2 separate regions of the Homo sapiens genome follow, and region 1 is linked to region 2. A link is a contact called in ENCODE Hi-C or POLR2A ChIA-PET data. All regions are on one chromosome and are shown on one strand. The core of a region is the stretch at or near the end of the contact, and the rest is flanking DNA. Distances in the headings are between cores, read along the strand shown. Region 1 overlaps LINC01800 (long intergenic non-protein coding RNA 1800). Region 2 holds the start of LGALSL-DT (LGALSL divergent transcript).

Region 1 (6,180 bases), core at 46-2,545, 390 kb before region 2:
AAATGAAGAAACCCATGTTGAAAAAGTTAAATCTGCATTTCTGAGAAATAACCATAGTTTGTGTGGGAGGTGTCCTTGGCCTTCACTCTCATGCTCCTTGAGGCGACAATGTCAGTGCCATAGCTGAAGGGTAAATGGTGTGTGAATGAGGTGCCCTCAGCAGCAACTTTAGACAAGGCTGACAGCGAAAGACAAGCAAAAATAAAATCAAGGTAAAATACTGCCAATGCTTCTATTGCTATTTGTATCATGTTACCCTTAATGATTTGTAATTTTACATTTAAAGTTATTATCTTTTGGCAGGCACCTTGACTTTAAGTGTCTGTTACACCAAAGGTTATGGCAAACTGTGTCTGCAGCCCACAGTAAAATCCAGTTTAAGGCTCTCCACACTGGAGTGCAGCTATCCAGGTAGGTAGTGCCACCAGCCTAAGGTCACACCTTCTTCCTTGGCGTGAGGTTGCCCTACGTTGGCACTTATCATGGTCACTGCTTTGGTGACTGTCATTCTGCCCAGGGCTTTAAGTGACCACCTTCCACAGACTCCCCCATTTCATACTACAGAGAAAGCATCTTGTGTCTTACCTTCCCTCCCTTAGTGTGCTAGGACTGCCTGGTGAGTGGCACTAAAGGATCATCCCTTGGTTCCTGATATCTAGGAACCCACATATGCTTAAAAACAGCAAGATAACTCCCCAGATTGAATCTCTGCAGGCTGAAAAGTTGGATGGATTCCAACTAGAGCACCATTTCCCTAATCCCACACACTTTTAAGGGACTAGAGACTGAGGAATGTTCAGGGATTATCACAGAATATTCTGGTCCTTTTGTTGGAGCCTGAAAGCTCTTTAGAGCAATTGAGTACACAGAAATTCAGCCAGAATGGGAGCACAAGCAGAAGCAGACCAAGCTATTTCTCCCCTGAACACACACTCTGCACACTGACAGGTACAAATATAGCTAAAAGAAATGACGATTACATAAGTTCCTAGCCAGTGTCCAGCACATAGTAAGTCTATCAGTTAGCTCTTCCTGTTTAACAAATCTTCCCTAAACTTAGTGGCTCAAAACAACCACCCTTTAGCTTACGATTCTGCAGTCTGGCATATTTCTGCCAGCTTGCCCATGCTCAGAGGCCAGCTGCCTGGTGGGCTAGGGCCTGGCTGGACTAGGACAGCCTCAGCTGGGGCAGCTTCTCTGTGTTTCTCATTCTCCAGCAGGCTAGCTTGGGCTTGTTCACACAAGTTTCCAGAGAGAGAAGTAGGCAAGAGCTTCAGAACCGTACAAACAAGGTCCGCTGCATTCTACTGGCCACAGTGAGTCCCTAGGGCAGCCCCAGTCGAAGGAGCAGAGAGGTAGTCTGTTCCTCTTGATGGAAGAGAGGCACAGAGTCATTTAGCTTAGGGGTAAACATATAGACGCAGTGAAGGATTGTGGCCACTTTTACAATCTACCACTGTAGCTACCAATAAGTTCTGTGTTTACAGTTTTTCAGCCATTTCCAAAAGGAATTATATTGATGTGTTAGTTGACAAGCCTACAATGAAAAGATAGATGGGAAAAGAAGACCATCAGACAGGTAAAGAAGATTGTCAAAGACCAATACCTTTGTTAATGCGCTTGCTCCCCCAACAGCCAACCCCTCGAAGGGTCCCTCCCTGACCCAGCCCTCCTCCTCCCTCCCCTTAATGTGAGATCCTCACTGGGCCTCAGCCCAGGGCTTGCGTCCTGCCCTCAGGGCATGAGCATCTGGTTGAGACTGTCTCCATCTTCTGGCGTAGCAGCTTTGGTCCCTTGTGAGCTACTCAACTCCTTGATGGAGTCATTTCAGAGTCTCTGGGAAAAATTGAAGCTCTCCTCCAAGAGTTGGGGGTGGGCTCCCCTGGTCTGGAATGTTCTTTCCCGTCTTATTTGGAAGTTAGAAAGTGGCTAGTAACATGGCCAGCGCCTGTGGGATCATCCTCTTCCTCAAGGTGGCTGGATATGTGGAGACAAGCACGAAGAAGTCCAGGCTCTGTCACGACGTTGCTGACTGGCTTCTGTCACATTTTCAGGTGAGGCAAATCTGTGTAGTGATTTCCTGTCAAGAATAGGAATGACATCCCCTCCTCCCTCTGATTGCACTACAAATGCCATCACACACGCAATGCACTCATGAGAACTCCATTGTTCTATTTCTTCAGCAGAGCAGACGCTGTTGGCTTCTCATCTTCACTCACACAACCCTCTTTTCCACAGGCATCTTTTAGCTAGAGGTGCGCGTGTGACACCACATGGACTGTGAGAAATAGTCAAGTTCAGCCTAGTGACGCTTCTGGCAAAGCTTGTTTTCCTGATTTTTAAAAAAGGAGTTGGGGGAGTGCCATGCCTTTTGTCCTTCCTCCCTCCTCCTGCCTGGAACATGGATGTGAGACCAGGAAGTACAGCAGCCATCTTGTGACCATGAGGACTAAAGGCCTGCGCTGAGGATGGTACAGTAAAATGAAAGAAGCAGCCTGGATGCCTGATGAGCAGCTGTGCCAGCCCCAGGGTCATGCAAATCAGTGTCAATCATTGTGGTTCTGGTTTTCTCCTATTTGTAGCCAAATAAATTCCTTACTGATATAGGCAGGGTCCTTGTTGGTTCCAAAAAAAAGTGGATTCACAGAAATATAACTGAGAGAACCATGAATTTCTAAAGAAGTCCTAGAAATAGATCAGTCAGAGAAGTTGTCCATTTCAGGCAGGGGTTTCTACTGTAAGTTGCTTGGATGGAAAATAAATCAGTGTTAAGGAGGTGAGAATGCCATCACTTGAATTGTATGACTATATCTTATTAAATCTCAGATGCCATCAGTTGTAAGGTATAGCATTATTTTACATATCACTATGAGAGAAGAAAATGCTCTCAAGACATATCACTGATTGTAAGATGCATCCACCTTGATTTCAGAGATTTTAAAATGTGAAAAAAGGGAGGGACATCTTAGGATCAGTGAAATATGGCACATATTTATTTGCTTCCTTGATTCCTGCCTGCTGTGCTCATTAGACCAGAGACACTGTCTGCCATGCTCTCTGCCAAGTCCTCCATACCTAGAATTGGGCCTGGCATAGAGTGGGGTCTATAAATATTGGTTAATTAATAAGTTAACTAATAAGTTCTAGTCCTTGCTTTTCCAATAACTTCCCATGCTACCCTGGCTGGAGAAAGCATTTCCCTTTCTCTGTACCTCATTTCTCCATAATCTAGTTCAACTGACCCTCACCAGAACTGAAGAAACAAAAAGCCCCAAATACATGCAAAGCGGACCTACACTCTGCATCACCATGGTGACGCCTCCCAGGGTCCCAGAGGGCAGGGAGGCCTCATCTTCCACCATCCCTAGAAATCTCTCTTTCCCCAGAGCCCAACTCCTTCTAAAGCTCTGTGGTTAACCCTTTCCAGGCAAGCCTTTTCCAACACTCTGTTAGGGTTACTAAATGTGCTCCCTACAAATGGACTAGGGCCAAGGAATTATGCAAGATCCTTCAAGCAAAGAGATGGTATTTTGTAACTTCCCTGAGTTTCTCCAGGAAGATGAAATGCACAACATATTTTAGAATAATATCAACCTACATATGTCAGAGAGGTAGTCTTGTCTGACCAAAGCCCTTGAGCTGGTGAGGGGCGGGGTTCCAGGTGCCCCTTCTGCTGCACTAGCATTGTATTCAGAAGTAATAAAGATGATGGCTTTCATGTAATGAGTGACGAACCCTTTGCATATATTCCTTCATTGAGTCTTCAACAGAAACTTATGGGGTAGGAAGTATCTTTATCCCCATTTTACAAGTGGGGAAACTGAGGCATATAGCTGTTAAGTAGGTGGCAGAGCCTGGCCTCGAAGTCAGGTGGGGTAGCACCAGAGTTTATGCTCTTAACCACTATGCTCTATTGCCTTATAACTGCCTTACACTGGGTACCTAGTTCATCCCAGGCTCTGTGCTTGGCATTGAGGCACAGACAAAAATAAAGCCTAGTTTCTACTCTGGAAGAGTTCATGCTCTAATGGAAAAGACAGACCTGCTGGCAGAGATGGTCATGAAGTGTCACAGGAACACAAAAGAAAGAAAAAAAAAGGCCCATGCCTGTAGGCAATCAAGGAAGGGTTCACAGAGGAGGTGCCTTTGAGTGGGCCATTGAAGGGAAAGTAGGAGTTTGCTACATAGACAATGGAGGGAAGGGCATCCCAGAGAGCAGAAGCTTCTTGGAGGCTCTGGGGAGGAGGAAGACACAGAGGAGCTGACAGAAAGCAGGACTGGAAATTAGGGAAGGGGCCCCATGAGGAGGGAGTTTGCCTGCCTTGGTCAGGGAATCTGAGAAGGGTTTAAACAGTGGAGGAATACGCTTGCCTTGCATTTTTGAAAGAGTTCTCAGGTAGTTGCATAGGGAGTGATTGTGGTGAGGAGAAAGAACTGCATTTGAGTGGATGGCAAACTTCATGTTTCCCCTCTGTGAGTGACATTGTGAAGAGGAGAAGAAAAGTGTAGACAGATATGGAGATTAGCATGCGTTTTTTTGTTTGTTTGTTTGTATGTTTTTGTTTGGGTTTTTTTTTAAGACAGGGTCTCACTCTGTTACCCAAGCTGGAGTGCAGTGGTGCAATCATGGCTCACTGCAGCCTCGACCTCCTGGGCCCAAATGATCCTCCCACCTCAGCCTCCCAAGTAACTGGGACTACAGGTGTGTGCCACCATACCCGGCTAATTTTTTAATTTTTTTGTAGAGATGAGGTCTCCCTATTTTGCCCAGGCTGGTCTTGAATTCCTGAGCTCAAGCAATCCTCCTGCCTCGGCCTCCTAAAGTGCTGAGATTACGGGCATGTAATCTGCCACTGCACCTGGCCAAAACTAGCATGTATTAAAACATATATTTGGCTTCAAGCATAGGAAAGGATGAACATCCACACCTACAGAACTCTCTCAACCTGAATAGGCTTTTTTTTTTTTTTTTAACTGCTCTTTGTGGAGTAGGGTTACCCCATAGGTAGTGTGCCCTAGCCCCATGTGTTCGTGTGCATTGACTTGAGGGCTCTGGCAGGGTTTCTACTCCCTCTTCTAAAACACCATCTCTCTGATGCCTGAAATTCCACTTTCAGAAATTATTCCTATAGGGTAAGTGCTGATCTCTCTTTTCCAGAATTTCTCTTATTTTTTCCAAAATGGTTTTTTTACTTATGTTTTAAATTTCCAAAGTGACATGGCCTTCTTATAGAAAAAGAATGCATTAAAACATAATTGGAAGTGTCTGTTATTTCCTCCCAACTCTGGCTTAGACTCTGAGCATCCCTCAATACCCATTCTCCATTCTTTGTTTTGGTGGAAGGACCCTGATTATATTCTGGGTGACAATGTGTCTTGCTAAAAAAAAACCCTTCATTTCTCAGACTTTCTTAGAGCTAAGTGTGCACAACCTATGTGACTAGGTCCTAGCAATGAGACAAGTGCAAGTGTTCTGGGGGCTTCATGGGAGATGACAGCAGGGAGTGGAGGAGCTTTTGTCTTTCTTTCCTCCTTCCAGCCTGCAACTCCATGTGATGTAACGACTGGAACTTCAGCAGCCATCTTGGATCATGAGGTGACCTTGAGGATAGAAGCTGCATACCCAGATAGTGATCAAGGGGCCACTGTACCAGTCCTGGACTGCTCGCCTCTTATATGAGAAAGAAAAAAATTTATGTTTATATATATATAAAATATAATATGTAAGTTATATTATATTTATATATTATACTTAATAAAATATGTAAGTTTATTATTTATATAATATATAAACATATATATTATATAATATATAATATATAAACATATATATTATATAATATATAATATATAAACATATATATTATATAATATATAATATATAAACATATATATTATATAATATATAATATATAAACATATATATTATATAATATATAATATATAAACATATATATTATATAATATATAATATATAAACATATATATTATATAATATATAATATATAAACATATATATTATATAATATATAATATATAAACATATATAATATAATAATATATGTTATATATAATATATAAACATATATAATAAACATATATATAATATATATTATATATTATATGTTTATATATTATACATATAATATATGTTTATATATTGTACGTACAATATATGTT
Region 2 (6,548 bases), core at 4,025-6,524:
AAATGTATCACCTATAAAAAATTCATAATTTTAGTTTATTTTAGACTTTGGTACTGAAACACTGTCTACATTCTTGACACTTGAAAATGACATGGTCACTTCAGTGCCTCTGCATGTTGTGTAAAAAAAAAAAAAAAACTCAAAAAAGGAAAGCAGGACAAGGATGTGTCATTACAAGACACAGTATGCTGTACAAACAAAACCTAAATTATATATAAATACACCCCCACCCCAGAACCCTGTCTTCCCTCACTACCTGATCAAAGCAATGCCAAGGGTCCCTCCCTCCAGGGCCAATGTAGCTTTTAAAGTCCAGAACCCAGGACTTTAAGCATCCCTTGCCTTGCGGTGACGTTTACAGTACTGCAACCTCCTGTTGGAGTCACCTGTTTGATCAGTTCCGTAAGTGCAGGGTAACACCTACAGCTTAATTGGAAGCATTCACTCTACTGGCTGGATTCAAAGACCTGGAGTCCTGGGAGTTAACCTTTCAGATAAACTAACTGGATCATTTCCTAATCTGGATCCTATCTAATCCTACTATCTCCTCAGAGCCAACACAGTAGGAAGCATCTTCTACTCTGAAGCTTCCAAAGGCATTACTTAGGGATATTGGTGAGGGTCACATAAGAAAAGTTATACAATGAGCTAACAGCTTAAGTTGATATAAATTACTTCCAAGTAAGTTATTCAGGGCCGTTTGCTTCTGCTTTACACTGCATTCCACAGTCATTTTCATATTATTCTTTTAAAAGTTTATACTATAGTCACTTTAAAAATTGTCTAAGCAATCACCTCTTTGTGTTTTTGATTAATAACAACTTAATGAGCTATTATATAAATCAAGAGAGAAATAATTAGTCTTAAGGAAGCCAATAATGTGCTAATTCCCAGTAAGGAGAAAAAGCAATGTAAATAGAATTTTACATAACCAACAATAACTTGGAAAGCAGTTTTATCAAAATGGTTTTGCAAAGGTTTCCCAAAAGCACTTACAGCAGTTTATATCAAGAGATCCTAAGTTTAGGGGTATGGAGAATCTCAATTCTTTAAAGCAGAAATTCACCTGTTTCATAATTGTAATATGTAATTTTCTCCCCTTGGACCTAAGATATTTATACATTCAAAAGTTTACAACTTGCTGTTCTTGAGACATTGTTCATTCTTTAATACATACATTGAGTATAAATAAATAACTACAAGAAAGCTTCAACAATCTGAATTAACATTATGCTGTGCAAAACAAAAACAAAAACAAAAACAAAAAACAAAAAAAAAGTCAAACCTTGAACAACCTACATTCTATGTAAATACCCTGACTAAAATATTGGTTGTGCTACACAATTCCACTTTAGTGCAGAAATGCATTGATTTCACTGTACCGTTGTTGTTGGCTTTTTAAGTGTCTTTAGCACTTCTGTTTCTAAGCATTGCCTTGCTTTGAAAAGATGAATAATTTGCTACCAAATCACAAATCATCACAAATCCATTTTAGTTTGGTCTGAATAAAATCCAGCATAAATGTATTATTTTATTCTGGGTATAATGGCTCGGTGTCTTTGTCCCAACAGCTTTCTTCTTAAGGGCAAACCACCCTTAAGTGAAACTTGCCATTTGTTTTTGTTTTCTTTTTAAGTCTCCAGATCTTGCTAGGACACTTCTTCCAGACCAACAGTCAGATAGTTGTGGCACGTGATCCTATTTGAAATAGAGGTGGTTTAAATCAGCCAAGCTTGGTGATCTGGAGGTCTCCATTTATCTTTATGGTGTCAATTGCAGATAACGTTTGAATGCGATGGTAAAAATCAAAAAGTTGGTGTCCATCCACAAACACTCGGAAACGTGGGTGCTCACAAAGAATTTCCACCTGGAAGAAACAAAATAATAATCCACAATTTCAATGAACGCTACTGGGGAAAACAAACAATACTTCATTTTAGAGAAAGAAAGGCAGTATCTTCAGTGGTTCACAAACATCAGAATGCATTGAGACCTGCAGAGGGCTTGTTAGAACACAGATTGTTGGGCTCTACCTCCAAAATTTCTGATTCCTGTGTAGAATGTAAGTGTAAAAGCTTTTTCCTCAAGTAATTTACCATAAAGTTCAATTACTGGTAGTGTGCTATGATGGGTTTATTAAAAGCATTGGCATTCACCATGTAAGGAGGCTCCATATGTGATACTAGTCACATTTATTTTATATTACTAAATTTTATCACCAAGAAGGGCCTATTTCACTTCAGTTTTGCTGTTGGGAGCATTATATTCCTCCTGGCAGTCAGAAGCTGTGGTTACTCACATTCATGAGCTATGCATTAAGGTTCATCACTAAGAAACTATCCTAGCCAAGAGGAGCCCAAGGGGACATCACCATTCTAGAGAAGGGGATGAGGAGAGATAATGGGTCAAGGGTGCCTTCCAGAGACTATAACTAGAAGTGCAACTATCTCAATTCTACCACCAATGCAAAAATCATGGATTCTTATTTTCCCCAGAATGTAAGAAGAGAAGTGAAAGAATTACTTCTTCATGAGGCACTTGAAAATTTCTAGATGAAGGGTAACCAGTTAAGTGTAGTTGTGTTTTATTGGGCTCACATGTAACATGGAGCTTTTAACTGAGTTGTCATTATTGTGATGTAATGTTAAGGTGTAATGACAATTCATCACTAGGTCTGACCCCTTTTTAACACCATTACTACTTGCATTTCCCTTTATTTTTTTTTTTTTTGACAGAGCCTTGCTCTGTCACCCAGGCTGGAGTGCAGTGATGCACACATAGCTCACTGCAGCCTTGAATTCCTGGGCTCAAGCAATCCTCCCGTCTCAGCCTCCCAAGTAGCTAGGACTACAGGTGTGTGACACCATGGCAGGCTAATTTTTTTTTTTTTAAAGGCAGGGTTTTTGCTGTGTTTCCTAGGCTGGTCTTGAACTCCTTTGCTCAAGCAATCCTCTTGCCTCAGCCTCCCAAAGTGGTGGGATTATAGGCACAAGCCACTGTGCCACTACCTGCATCTCTTATTTGGCATTGCCTTTCATAGAGGAAGGGGCTGCTAATGCTGCTTGATTGGATGAAAAGTTTGGATTGTGCTTCCTGCCCAGAAGATAGTGGGGAGCAAATCTTTATTCATCCAGCCCCAAGGGAAGGAATTTGTCAGCCACACAGCCTGTAACCATGAAATAGACTGAGGCTAATTAATCCAGAGGGGGAAACAAGGACACGAACATGGCCTCATTAGCAAAGGGAACAAGAGAAAATGAAATGATCATCATCATATTCTTTAAAATGTCATACAAATAAAAGAGCTACTTATTAGCTCTCAACCTTATTAATATTAATATTTAATAAGTGGGTACTTAGTATTGATTAATCAATCAGATATTTGGGGGTAGGTATCTACTATATGTTGGGTACTACATAGAAAAGTTACTTATTCTTAACAATTTGGACATGTAAATATGGGTCTATTTAAATGTATGACCTGAATAGAACTAAGAAGATACTATGGCAAGTGTTAATTTATATCAGCAAACAGAGCTCTTTTGATCTTTTTTTTTCACCATTGGGTGACAAATTTCCTGGACATGCAGAAATTCTGGCTGCTTCAAGTGTTCTTGGCACACACTAGGTAAGTCGAACATTATCAGCCTGCCAGTGGCTGGAGCCGAGGCACTCGAGGTACTCACCCTGAATGGCTGGTCTGGAATGAATGGAAAGTAAGGGATTGCTGACTGTTCTTCACCCCTCTCCCCAGATATACAAGAATTTCTGAGTAGCTGCCGATCTGTGAACACAGCTTTGAGTTCGATTGCCACATCGGCAGGAGGGTCTTCTGAGTCCCCACAGGTCAAGCTGATTGCAAAGCTGAAAAGAAAATCATCCCACTGATTAAGGGTTGGATATAAAAACATTTCAAAATGACCCAAGTGCTTATATTTCTTCTTCCTCCTCTGGGTTTGTCCATTTTTAAGAGGCCACTACTCTTCAAGAGAGGTTAGATTATGGAGAAGTAAGTCAAACCAGCTTATTTTGTTACCTAAAGCAAGCTCTGGTGAAAACTTTGGTGTTGAAAATGACTAAAATTAGAGAATTCCACTTCGGAATTCTCAAAAACAGCCACAGAAATTGACCAGGGGAAATAATGTTAAGTTGGGTTCTTATTCATCTTGATAGTTCTTGCTCCTGGCACCATGTTTCAAAACCATTAAAAAAAAAAAAAAAAATCCTCTGGCCTCCCTAAGGGTCAAAGAGAAAATGTGGGCCTATATTTATAATCTCTGATATAAATAGCTGTCTGGAGAAATGATGGCTGGGATTCATACATATTCGTTTCATGGGAACATGGTACTTTCTTGGCACTGGCAACTAGCAACACTGTCCACAAGGAGAGGAAGAGGAGTGCTAAACCACAACAGAAGTGGGCAGGGCTCAGCCACAGCCTGATAGTTCTGTCCTGACAAAGACTCTGCCTTACCTCTCTGGGTTGAGGTCTACGATGCCCATCACTAACACCTTCTTGCCTGGTCTCATGCCACCTTTAATGTGCCCACAAAATGGAACTATCTGAAAAGGGTGGGAGAAGAAAAATGAATTTTACAGCCTGTTAGGGAAAAGCCAAGACCTCAGACCCTGAAGGCCTGACCCACTGGAAAATGCAATAAACAAATGAATAAAATTTTAAAAAGCAATGAGAAAGGAGGAAGGTACAGGCAGAGACACAGAGCAAAATCATTTACCAGTCGTGGGAAGTACACGTCCGCTTGAACTGGAGAGCTCAAAGAGTTGTTTAAATGGCCATCATCTAGTTTCTAAAAATAGAAGTACACAGATTGGCTTTCCATGGGCTCTTTTTTGGGGGGCTGGAGGAAGAACCCACACAGATGTGGTGGAATCCAGCAGCCTTCCACATGCACACAGTGTCTGCAGATGATGCCTCTTCACCGTCTCTTAGATAATCTCATCACCCCCGAACAAAACCCATCCTTTCCACCCGGTAGTTAAGCCTCTGAAGATCCGCAGACCCTTCAGATCCAGATCAAAATCAAGGTCGAGGTCCACCGAAGAGCCAGAGCCCCACGCCGGAGGAGGGCAGGCCCCTCTCCAACCGTAAACGCTTCTGGAAGCGCGGTGGGCCAGGCCTGTCCTTCGGGACGTGACTGAAGTGCAGCGGCCGTGCTCAACTTCTCTCGGGAGCCCCGGGCGCCGACCCATTTCCAAGGGGGAATCCCCGGTACGTCGGGGGCGGTGGCGGGGCGCGCGCCCCGGACACACTCACCCACGCGCACACCTGGCTGGCGGTTGCACGGCACAGAGGGGGCTGTCGGGCGTCCCTACCCGCCATCCTCCCCAAACTCCCTCCCCAGCCCAGAGCCCCGCAGCCCGGGAGCCTCTCCAGCCCCTAACACCGGCCGCGCGCAGCCAGCGGCTGCTAACAGGTACCGGGCGCCTTCCCACGCGCCGGGCGCCGGCCGGGCCTGCGGCTGCTCAGCACCCCAGCACTGCTGGAGCAGGCGGCGGCGGAGTGCGGGACGGCGGGGAGGGGCGCCTCGCGCGCGCCCTGCCACACTCACCACCACGGCATCGCTGTCGGCCACTGATCCCGCCATCTTCTTGCCCGGCGCGGCGGGGTACGTGGGACGCGGCGCGCGGGCGGGGATCCCGGGGCTGTCCTGCGCGGGGCGGGGGCGGGGGCGCGGGTCCGAGCTGGCGGCGGGCGCGCGCACACACGAGGGGGCGCGCGCGCGCGCGCCCGGGGCCCGGCGCCGACCTGGCAGGCAGAGCCTGGGAGGAGGGGAGGGGAGGGAGGCAGCGCGAGCTGGGAGGGCGAAGGTGCTTGCCGCGGCCCAGAACGGCCCCGGACCCGGGCCGACGGGGCTGCTTGCTGCCGCTGCCGCTGCCGCTGCCCGACCAAGAAAAGTGGCGAGGGCCGTGCCGCGTCGGCCCTGGGCAGCATTTAAAGGCCTCCGGGGCCCGGCTCGGGAACCGGGAACAGGGCGGGGACCCGGCGGGGCTGCCGCGGCTTGCTCAGCGGGCCCTGCCCCTCGGCCATTGGACGGTGGCGGAGGCCGGGGCGGGAGGGACGGGCCTGTCCGGGTCCGGGAGGGCGGGGGCCCTGTCGGCTCTCACCGGCCAGAGGGTGGGCAGGGCCGGGGCTGGAGAAGTGAGGGCCCGAGCCGGTCAGGTGACAGGTGCTCGTGCCACCCGCGCCCCTCCCTCCAGCCTCCTTCCTCCTGCCACGTCCTGGGCGCTGGTGGGGCGATGGGAGGCGAGGTCGAGGGAAGATTGGGTGCTGGGGGTGGTATTCCAGAGTGGGAGACTTGGCAGGATTTCTTTCAGAGAATTCCAACAAAATCGGGGGAAGGATTCATTCTGCTCTCTAGGGCAGAAAGAGAATGGAAGGTCTGAAGGCTTGCAGAAATAAATGTGTGACCTGAAAGAACGAAGCAGAGAGGACTCAAGGTAGGGACCTTTCTATCCCAGGAGGCTAGATACAGAAAGGTCGCTCTTCCCTGTGGAAGGACAGGCAGGTCTAGGGGTCCCTGGACTCT

The links. Hi-C counts contacts between places; a loop is a spot of excess contacts on that map. ChIA-PET counts read pairs that join two places held with the same protein, here RNA polymerase II (POLR2A). Pooled maps may share reads with other maps.
Region 1: POLR2A ChIA-PET joins it to region 2 with 12 read pairs in activated T-cell. The contact joins the enhancer-like site here to the promoter of LGALSL-DT in region 2. A Hi-C loop is called at or near these places in 1 of 50 pooled maps. POLR2A ChIA-PET finds 5 or more read pairs at or near these places in 2 of 52 experiments (activated T-cell and activated naive CD4-positive, alpha-beta T cell).

Annotation. Positions count from the first base shown.
Region 1 is chr2:64,843,671-64,849,850 of GRCh38, reverse strand. It overlaps LINC01800 (long intergenic non-protein coding RNA 1800), which reads left to right. Exons shown (of 5, transcript NR_110224.1): 2 at 304-411; 3 at 1,488-1,579; 4 at 1,974-2,054; 5 at 2,239-3,721. Among named protein-coding and RNA genes, the nearest start is that of LINC01800, 17 kb to the left of the region's middle. Within about 2 kb of position 1,295, at least 2 of the 41 ENCODE cell types and tissues checked have a DNase peak (open chromatin) inside an H3K27ac peak, as active enhancers do.
Region 2 is chr2:64,453,604-64,460,151 of GRCh38, reverse strand. LGALSL-DT (LGALSL divergent transcript) reads left to right here and starts at 5,274. Exons shown (of 3, transcript XR_002959392.2): 1 at 5,274-5,627. LGALSL (galectin like) reads right to left here and starts at 5,990. Exons shown (of 5, transcript NM_014181.3): 1 at 5,571-5,990; 2 at 4,737-4,808; 3 at 4,475-4,563; 4 at 3,687-3,864; 5 at 1-1,867. The coding sequence starts at 5,606. The coding sequence ends at 1,724. RefSeq lists silencers at 5,344-5,643, 5,734-5,803, 5,814-6,233.